Linked DNA regions of Mus musculus: region 2 is linked to region 1. Evidence: chromatin contacts called from ENCODE Hi-C data. All regions are on one chromosome and are shown on one strand. The core of a region is the stretch at or near the end of the contact, and the rest is flanking DNA. Distances in the headings are between cores, read along the strand shown. Region 1 holds the start of Med26 (mediator complex subunit 26). Region 2 holds the start of Hmgxb4 (HMG box domain containing 4).

What was found. Hi-C counts contacts between places; a loop is a spot of excess contacts on that map.
Region 2: a loop to region 1 is called in a map of heart, with 35 times the contacts of the local background. The contact joins the promoter of Hmgxb4 here to the promoter of Med26 in region 1. A Hi-C loop is called at or near these places in 2 of 37 maps with a recorded cell type or tissue (heart and regulatory T cell).

Annotation. Positions count from the first base shown.
Region 1 is chr8:72,544,724-72,549,646 of GRCm38, reverse strand. Med26 (mediator complex subunit 26) reads left to right here and starts at 1,337. Exons shown (of 3, transcript NM_027485.4): 1 at 1,337-1,752. The coding sequence starts at 1,681.
Region 2 is chr8:74,992,359-74,997,219 of GRCm38, reverse strand. It overlaps Hmgxb4 (HMG box domain containing 4), which reads right to left and starts at 3,570. Exons shown (of 11, transcript NM_178017.2): 1 at 3,471-3,570.

The DNA of each region.
Region 1 (4,923 bases), core at 88-2,587:
TATTTGTTCGTGTTCATTCTATTGGTGTAATGCAAAGCCTTCTGTCATGTGCAGAATCAAGAAACCAGCCATGATAAATTTATTTTCTGGGTGGGTGGGAGAAAAGGGCAGGGTCTTACTTACGTAGTCCTTGCTAATCTGGAACTCACTGTGCAGACCAAGCTGGCCTGGAACTCCAGTGAGCCTCCTGCCTCCCAAGCGTTGGAATTAAATGCCTGGTTCCTCACCTCCCCCAGTACCCCCCCCCCGAAGTATGACAAATTTAAAATTAACAGGTGTTGAGCAGCTCTCAGAAGTACATGTGGTTTTCATTACCTGTTTCCCTTCCGTTTCATGTCTGGATTTTTAAGGTTACAACACTACACGAAGTTATTTCTCCCGAGGCCACTTTCGTATAGTGCACTAAACTCGGAGCCCGCCCTCCATCTGTCCAGTTGTAGGGGTCACCGAAGGACGGAGGACCGCAGCCTTTATACTTGACTTCCTTCGTTTCTTGGTTTGACTTAAAACTCCAGGTGACCTTGGTGCTTCCCTTCCTCCCCCGTGAGGCGTTCCTGTTTTCCATCACCTGAGATGCAAAGGCGGGGTCGCTCCGTCCCCTCGGAACGCCAAGGGGAAGATGCTGGGCGACGGTTCCGCATCCTGCTGTTCAGACACAGGCTGGCCACCTCCAGCCCCCCCCGCCCCCCCCCCGCCTCTAGGAAGGCGACAAAAGCGGTGCTTCCTCTTGAGTTCCAGCCCCGCACGGATGCAGACCCGAGGTGTCAGCGTCGCGCAGGCCTTGCAGACTTGCGTCCTCTGCAGAGGTGGCAGCTCCCAGACGTGACCTTAGGTCCCCGCAGCACGCGGGTCACATGGGGACACGCACTGCCCTGCAGACCCGCGCCTGGGGCCTCTGCAGCGGAGAAGGCTGTGCGGAGCTCCTCCGAGCTCCTCGAGGCACGAGTCTAAACGCAGGGAACCGCTGCCTTCCTCAGATTACCTATGGCCGCTCCAATCCTCTGGTTTCTAAACGCAGGAGGCCCTCATCCGGGGGAGGGTCTTTCCATTCCGCAACCCCAAAGCAGTCAGAAGATAGAGTCGGTGTTCCAGGACTTGAAGGGTGCGCTTCCGTTAGGAAGCCCATCCCTCCAGTCCCGAGTGGGCGTGGCCTTCAGATAGCGTCCGTTGCCACGCCCAACTGCCTCCCAACGGCCCTCTGTGTCGGACCTCGGAACCAGGCGGCAGGACCTGCTAATTGCGCCTGCGCGCGCGTGCGCACAATCAATAGGAGGGGCTCACGAGCCGGACCCTCCCAAACCCGGCGTCTCCACCCGCCCCATCTCCCAACCTCCTCAGCGTGGCGCCGACGCTGCGTGCGGCGCGGGTTACCCAGAGTGCTCAGCGCGGGGGGCAGCTCACTGGAGTTTGGTTCTCGAGGCGGCGGCGGCGGTGGTGGCGGAGGCTCCTCCGTCGGCTCCTCCTCCTCGCTCGGCGGTGGCGGCGGTGGTCCGGGGCCTGAGCTCCGGTCCCCTCCGCTTCCCTCCGTCCTCGCCATCTCCCCGAGCGCCTTGACCTCCTCCGGCGCCGCGGGGAACATGCGGCTCCGTTCCCGGAGGCCGGCGAGTGACTGACCCGCGTTCCCCCTCCTCAGCCTGCCCGCCCGCCGGCCCGGCCGCTCCCCCCCGCTTCGCCCAGGCAATGACAGCGGCTCCGGCGTCTCCGCAGCAGATGAGGGACCGGCTGCTACAGGCCATCGACTCCCAGAGCAACGTAAGTGACTGCCTCGCGATCGGGGACCGAGGCCGCATGTGTCGAGACCCTCCCCCTCCGACGCGCCCCCGGCTAGGGGCTCTCTCCAGGCGGTGATCTGCCCGCCACAGCCACTGCCATCTCGGTCTCTCTTTCTCCTGGGTCCGGGGACCGCAGGCAAGGCGGATTGCCCGGCAGCTGAGGGTACCTGAGGCCGAGGCTTCACGCGGCCTGGACTGAGGGAGCGTTTGGAGCTTTGATCAGAGCTAGTTCTTCTCCGTTGTCCCAGCCCGACCGCCCTTGGTGGTCCCCACCGTGCCTCCTTGCCTCACCTCAACCCTGGGAACTGAGAACCCCCCGGGAAGGTCTCCCTGCCGGGGGCAAGGTGGGAAGCAACTAGTGTCTCCGCGATGACTAGAGTAGCCCGCGTCTCCGGAGTCTTGGCCTTTACTCCCCTTCGGTCTCCTGGCTGAACCTCCTTCTTGGCTAGGAGGGAACCCTAGGCCCGTTCTGCCCCCAGTCTGTCTACCTGTGATGCCTGGAGAGTCTCCTCTTTTTTCTGATAGTGGACAAACCTTTCCTGGGGTCTTTCTAGAAAAGACGACCCTGCAGAGAGTGGGATCCTTCCTGTCATCTTTCTTGGCCTAAATGCTCCATTGCGCATCTGACCAGAAGCTAAAGCATGGGATTTTGGTACTGAGTTACTGCCCGTCATAGTTGATTGTTCTCTTATTCCTACCTTCCGGTCCTCTTTCCATCTCTCTCTTGCCCCTCCTGAGGTGCTTTGGGCCCTAGCCTGTCAAGATTTAATTGTAAGGGGTTACTTTATGTCACACTTTCCTCTGCTAAGAGTCCTGTGAGCAGAGGGACATCTTTTTCTTCCTGTGTGAGCATAGACTAATTTCACCTGTTCTTGTATTTTTCCCAAAGGTTTGTTGGCAGTGTAGGGGGCGGGTATCCTTGTTGCTGTTAGGAGCAGGGCCATGGGAAGATGCACAGGCATTCAGATATGAGGTGTTTGCTGGGAGACCAGGAAGTGGCCTTTGAGATCACTTTTTAATATGCTCGGGATGGAAGAAAAATCATCTTGGGCTTGGACAGGTAACCGAGGTTTGAGTCTTTTGAGTTCCCTTGACTATGCTTGACCAGTTACTCTTAGCAATGTACAATGTACACTGTATTGTGGTGTGTTCAGAATAATTCACATTGTTTGTGTGGTCTTGGTAGAAATAGAGGTGCTCTAGTTTCTATGAGATCTGCTTGCTGGATCCAAAATTATTTTCTTCTTGGTCTTTAAGATCACCTTGATAGTAATTTAGTAAATACTGTAGACATTTTCTCGAGGTAGAATAGGGACAGGCTAGATAAAAATCTTCTAGAAAGCCTTTTTAAATTTTTTTCTTTTTTCTTTTTTTGGTTTAAGGTTTTGTTGGGTTTTTTGTTGTTGTTTTGTTTGCCAGTGATTGGTATTACTGACTGTAATCACATGATTGATATATTAGGATATTAAAAGGTAAAAACAAGAGATAGGAAAACATAGCCTTGATGGCTTTTGCATCTTTGCTGAAGCCATAGTGTACACAGTATAATTTTTTGATGTTGTTTTTCAAGAAGGATTCCTCTTCTATGTAGCTTTGACTATCCTTGAACTTGCTCTTTAGACTAGGTTGGCCTCAGAGATTCTCCTGCCTCTTCTTCCAGATTAAACGATTGCACCACCACTGCTCATCTCTTCCACAGTGGAAATTTTAACTCCTGTGTAACTCCTTTGCTTGAGATCTTATCAGAGATCCTGACTGCTTGTATGTGAGAGTGTTGGGACCAGCAAGCGCTTTGACAGGTAATCATGATGCTATAGATCAGGTGGGTCCAAGTGTTAGGTAAGGTCTGACTAGAAGACCCTTTGTGGGTAAAAGAAGGAAGGTAGACAGCCCAAATTTTAGGTTTTTGTTTTGTTTTTTTCTGAGACAGTCACTGGAAGTCACTATGTATGTAAACCAGTGTAGTCTCACAGAGAATCTGTCTGCTTCTACCTCCCAAATGCTGGAATTAAAGGTATATGCCACCATGCCTGGCCCAAACATTAGTTTCTTGAATTTTCCCTTGGTCATAAGTATTACTATGCTCTTTGGCCTGTGGGTAAGTTGCTTGGAGTGTATATCTCAAAGGGAGACCTTATTGTGGTGGATGGAGTTGAGAACTTGTCTCTGAGTGAGGAGGGAAGTGTTTCCCAAAATGCACTGTCAGTGACCACCCACAAAAACAACTAGGTATATGTGCCAGGGGCTGGCTTTGCAGAATCTCTTTGTAGAATCAGCCTGGAGCACTGTCCTCCATTTCTTGCTGTGGTATTGAAGGGTCCCTGGACATTTGCACTGTTTCCGTGATTGCTCAGGGCCCAGGTAAGAGCTGCATGTTTGTGCAGGGATCTGTGCTTTGCTCTGCCCAGTTATAAGCTCCACCACTTGCTAATTGACACATATTTAGGATGTTCATGGAAAAAATACAAAACGAGGACAGAGTTGAAGAGTGAACACTAAAATTAACCCTCTTCAGAGAGAAGTGACAGAGAATGGTGTCATGTAATGCTTACCTTTATGAGTGTGCAATTATGGCTAACAAATTTAGCTGTTGGCTTAAAAAAAAAATCAGTGCCAGGTAGCTGACCTAAAGTCCACAGCCTCTGACTGACCAGCTCCTTGACCAAGGAGGTCTCAGTAAGATAGCCATCCCTGCTCTAGCCTCAGCAGCAGCAAGCACTGACCTGCCAGGCCTGTACTTCAGAAAGTCCCCATCTCCCTTCCAAAAGGCAGCTAATAGACTTCCAGAACTGTGGAAGCTTCACTCACCTCAATGTGTGTTTGCTTAGGGTGTTGACAGTCTCTGACGTATACTGTACATCTGCTTGTAGTCGTATGAATAAAGGTGAAGGGTATGACTTACACTTGCACAGAAATCATACTGAGTTCCCCTTTAGCCAGTGATAGAGTTTTTAGTCCTGTGGTGCCCTTGCTGTTTGAAGAAAGTCTGGACCATGTTTTCCTGAGAGATCAGCTTCTCATACATGTTCCATGTCTTGACCTCTTTCCTAGAGAAGAGTCCTCCCTTTTTGCATTTTGTTTCAACTCTTGGGCCTGTGATTCAGGAGTTGCCTCCACGCCCCCATTTTCTCAAGAAGCCCTGTGCTCCAGT
Region 2 (4,861 bases), core at 2,321-4,820, 2.4 Mb before region 1:
GCCAGTCTGCTCTACATGAGTTCCAGGCCAGCCAGGGCTCCCAAGTGAGACCCTGTCTCAAAACAAAACAACAAATGTTTCTTTAAAAGCCACATAAATACAATGCACAGGTAGGCCAAAGTTGACAATACAAAGAAAAGCACTGTTATGATTTTCAAAGTCTGAGAATTACAAAATGTGAAATGAAGGAATTTGTTCAAGGTAAGGGAAGCTGGAGGGAAGTAAATCTACATGAAGCCAATTGTTTAAAGAGCTGGCATGCTGGTTGCTCACAGGGCTTTTCTCATGAAATGAAGAAAATGTAGGGTCAGGCCTCATGTAAGAATGTAAGGTGACAAGATATACATGGCCATTTTTTCCTGTTTTAGTGTTTAATTACTACACTTTCTTAAATAGAAACTGTTCTTCACTTCCAACCCCTCGATATTAACTTAAAAGGGAGTGAAGGTGGGCCACTGAAAATGATATGCACTCATTTAAAGACAACAATTTTGCCAAGTGGCACACACCTTTAATTCCAGCACTTGGAAGGCATCGACAAGTGGCTATCTTGTGAATTCAAGGCCAGCCTGATCTACATAATGAATTCCAGGGCTAGAGAGAATCTCTCAAACAAAACAATGGCAATATTCTCACTAGTTCAAAAATGATGAGTTTATTAGAAAGCCATACAGGTGATCTTGGCTTTCACAAGCTGACACTAAGTAAAATAACTTTAGATTGAAGTTTCAGGCTTTTCGTACCTGATGAATTTTGGCATAGAATTCCTGAGAAATAATGCCCCGCTCCTCCCCAGTCCAACCACATCCTTATTTAGTCTCATAATACATCCATCAGTCACTGGTCAAACACCAATACACTTTTAAACATAAGTAATGGCAGGCCAGAGACTCATAAACAGCTTTCCCCCTTGAGAACATTACAAGTAATATAAGATACAATTAGGCAATGTCTTATTGGGTTGGAAGCCAGCTGAACTTTTTACTAGGTGTGAAAAGTTATTTCTTGACTGCTGTGAAAAATTAGTACATTTTAAAAAGGTTTGGAAACATAAAATTAGGGAATGCTCCTGAAGGCAGGTCAACACAGACGTGCTGGCTTTCTGTATTAGGACTACGCCTGCTACTACCAGAACTTTCTTAAAATAAAGACCAGGGACTGGTGAGATGTCTCAGTGGTTAAGAGCACTGATTCCTCTTCTGAAGGTCCTGAGTTCAAATCCCAGCAACCACATGGTGGCTCACAACCATCCATAATGAGATCTGACACCCTCTTCTGGTGTGTCTGAAGACAGCTACAGTGTACTTACATATAATAAATAAATCTTAAAAACAAACAAACAAACAAACAAACAAACAAAGACTAGATGCTTGTAGGAAAAGTGAGTGAACCCTGAACACAAGTCCAATATGTAGGGCAGCCCAGAACCTGAGAAATACTATGGAATATTCCCAGGATGGGCAGACTGATGGGCCCTAAATGGTGGCTGCCTCACAAGAAAAAGACAGTACCAGGGAGGGGGAAAAGGTCTCAAGCAGCAGTGTGAAAGAAAGCAGAGTTCAGGAGCATTCATACAAGATTAGATGAACACTATGTCTCAAATTAAATTGAGGGCTCAGGGGTAGAAAGTAAATTGGGAGAGTTAATGAAGATCAAAAATTTAGGTTTGATTTTCACATCAGAAAACAACTACATCAAATGTTAGCAAACACAAAACAGGTGCTAAAACCCATTCTCTTGAATTCCATAATTTTGGAGTTTACAAAATTCTATGCTGTCAACTTCTTGGGGCAGGATAATCTTACAGTTAGTGTTTGTCTTAGTGTGCAAAAACATGACAGCATAGAAAAGCTCATTCATTGTTTAATACTGTTTATGCCATTATAGATAGCGAATGCTTAGAAAACGTGAACACCGTGGCTCGGCTCTTCCAAGGCTTTTCTTCAGGGTATAAGAAAGGAGAAGCAGGCTGTTAATTCCACTTGAAAATAAAACTTCAGCACAGGCTTTTGGGATAACAAGTAATTATGAAAAAAGTTAAAATCTTCAAAGGTAGAATTTTGTTATTTTGGAAATTCAAAGCGTTAACTATAAAAAAAGTTTCAGAAACTAAGTTTTTGGAGGTAATCTCAGTTCCAGCAATCGCTAATCGTTATCATCATCCCAGAACAGATCGGAGAATTGAAAAAGAAAGAAAATCCACCCAGTAAACTGGGCAAGGAAGGTCTGTCTCCTCCAGACGGGAGTTTCCTCCAAGGCTGTTTTTAGGAACTTAGATTGCCAGTCCATGCAGTCAAAGGAAGAAACACATCCAGCTGTTGGCAGATTCTGATATTTTGTTGCTACTTCTAGGATAGCACAGGTGAATTCTTACTTCAGTGGGTTTCCTTCCTTCTTGGATCTGTTGGAGTTCTTGCCACACCCTTTTCCAAGGACCCACCTATGCAGCACTCCAGCCCCTGCCAGCTTCGCAACTTGCAGAGATCTCCATAGCCAGAAAGGCGCACTGAATCTTCTCACTGCAATGCTAACTGGAACCACGACCACTGCACAGATTGGCTGATAACATACTCGGTTCCACGAGTTCAGCGATCCAAATTTTGACAAGCCATAATCAACAGGCTTTACTTTGGATGCAGTTTTTAAAAATGTATTTTGCTACGAGGGTATAGAATCAGCCAGTACTGGAAACAAGGGTGGGGTGGGTGGGTGGTAGACATATCTTGTCTGCTATATGATATAAACTAAAGTGAACCTACAAGTAGTGGTTGTGGAGGGGGAAATGGGCCTGTATGGAGATGACTCCAATTAAGAAGGCATGTTCAAACTGAGTCGCACGCAAAGAACACACACAATACGAGATCGTTTATCCATACAGTCCCCAAGACCACCGTTCCCGGGGTCCCCGCTGTGATAACCTCGGCAGGTCTGCTGCAACCGCTAGTTCAACAAAGCTCTGCGCAGCGCAGGAAGCTCCGGGCATCCTCTCCCGCTCGCCGCTCACCGCGCGCCCAGCCCTCCCGCCCGCCGGCCCGGGACCTCTCTTCCTGACAGCCCCAGGTAGCCCGCGCCCCGGCTCCCATGCCGCGCTCCGCCCGACCCGTGTTCCCACGTCCCGTCGGCCTCCGGCGCCCCGGAGCGCCCAGACAGCGGCGCAGGGGGAGGGGCGGCGCGGGCCGCGGGTCCCTGGGGCGGCCGCACGCCCCCTCCCGGCCCCGCAGCTTTCCCGCCTTCCCCGTTTGAACAGCTCCCGCCGCCTTCCTCCTGCGGCCCGCTCGAGCCCCTTCCCCGGGGCGGCTGCAGCCGCTACTCCAGTTCCCGGCTTGGCCCCCGAGCTAGGCCGCGGCGGGCCTGAAGCGCCTCCCGGACGGTGTCGGGGGGCCGGAGCGGTGGGCGGAGGCCGGGCGGGGCCGTTGCCGCCCCGGGGTGGGGGTCCGGACGGGTCTGGTGGGGGCTCCGCTCGCCGCTACCTTCACTCGGCTCGCTCGGATCCCGCCTCAGCGCCGCCGACGGCCGCCATCTTGGAGAAGGAGAGAAAAGCGCGAGCAACAAGGGCGCCTCAGTCGAGCCCAGAGCGCAGACTCCTACTGCAGCGGGGCTACCGCGCCGGCGAAAGAGCGTCGAGCGCATCGAATAAACCTGCTTGTTGAGCGCGGTCGCGGTACCGTTTGAGAATACACTCCTCCGTTGCAGGTTTAGTCTAGAAATCTCTTCTCGGTCTAAACAAATAATTTCAAAAGTCTCCTGTTTATTCTTCAATAAAAATATCTTTCTGTAAAGAAATTGCGAATAAAAAATATCAGGCAATTAGATTAATGTAGCCAAACACCTGCCCCAACCCAAAGTCTTTACAGCTCCGTAAACTTCTATGCAATTAGAACAGTCGTTCTGAAGCAATGGAGCTTGGCTTTGGATTTTATACGTTCACTGTCAGTTACAATTTTATGTACTTATCTACCACGTGCTTATACAAACCTCGAAAATTTCATGACAGACTTAAAATTAGACAATTAGCTTTGTATTCTCTTTTAGGAACTCATGGGTCCTTCTCCGCAATCTCGGTCCTTTCTGGTCACCTAATAGTAGCCCTTCTTGTTCTCCTTTTACCCCTAAATCTTTTGTATTTAAGACAGAATGTTATGCTGTTTATTTCAAGACAATCTGTTCTTTGCCGGACTCAGAGCGATAAGGGTTAATAGCCGTATTTATTTGTAATTTAGCATTTACATCTGGAGAGTAGCCCAGGTGAAGTGGAAGACCATACACTTGTAAGACAAGCTGTTTTCTCACCAAATTATTACACCGCTCACACCAATTTTTGTTTAAGTGTTAAGAGGACTGGTGAATTGGTTCAGTGGGTTAAAATATTTTACACCAAATCTCTGGGTATGTGTTTGACACCGGAAATTTACATGGTGGAAAGAGAGAACTGATTCATGCAAGTTTGACTGCCACAGGAATGTCCCCTAAAAACACACAAAATGGAAATAAATAAGTTACTCTTTCTCTAAGAAACAGGAGAAAACAGTTTCTTCTGATTTATTGAGGAGAACTCAATAAATCAATAGCATTTACAATTTCCAGAGCCTGGTTTAATATAAAGACTCTGTTTTTGTAGCATAGTGTAAGTATATAATAGCCTTCTGTGTGAACAGTGCTCACTCCATCAGGGCAACCAGAAGCTGGTGCCCTCCTCACTGAAAAGACCCAGCCTTCATCTGCTCTAGGGAGGAATTTCTCTTCTGTTTTGCTTTGTCAAAGTCACAGGAGGTAGGCAGTTTTGGCGGGAGGGATGGGTGGAGGAAGCAGCCCTGGCTGTCCTGGAACTCATTATGTAGACAAGGCTTGCCTGAAATTCACA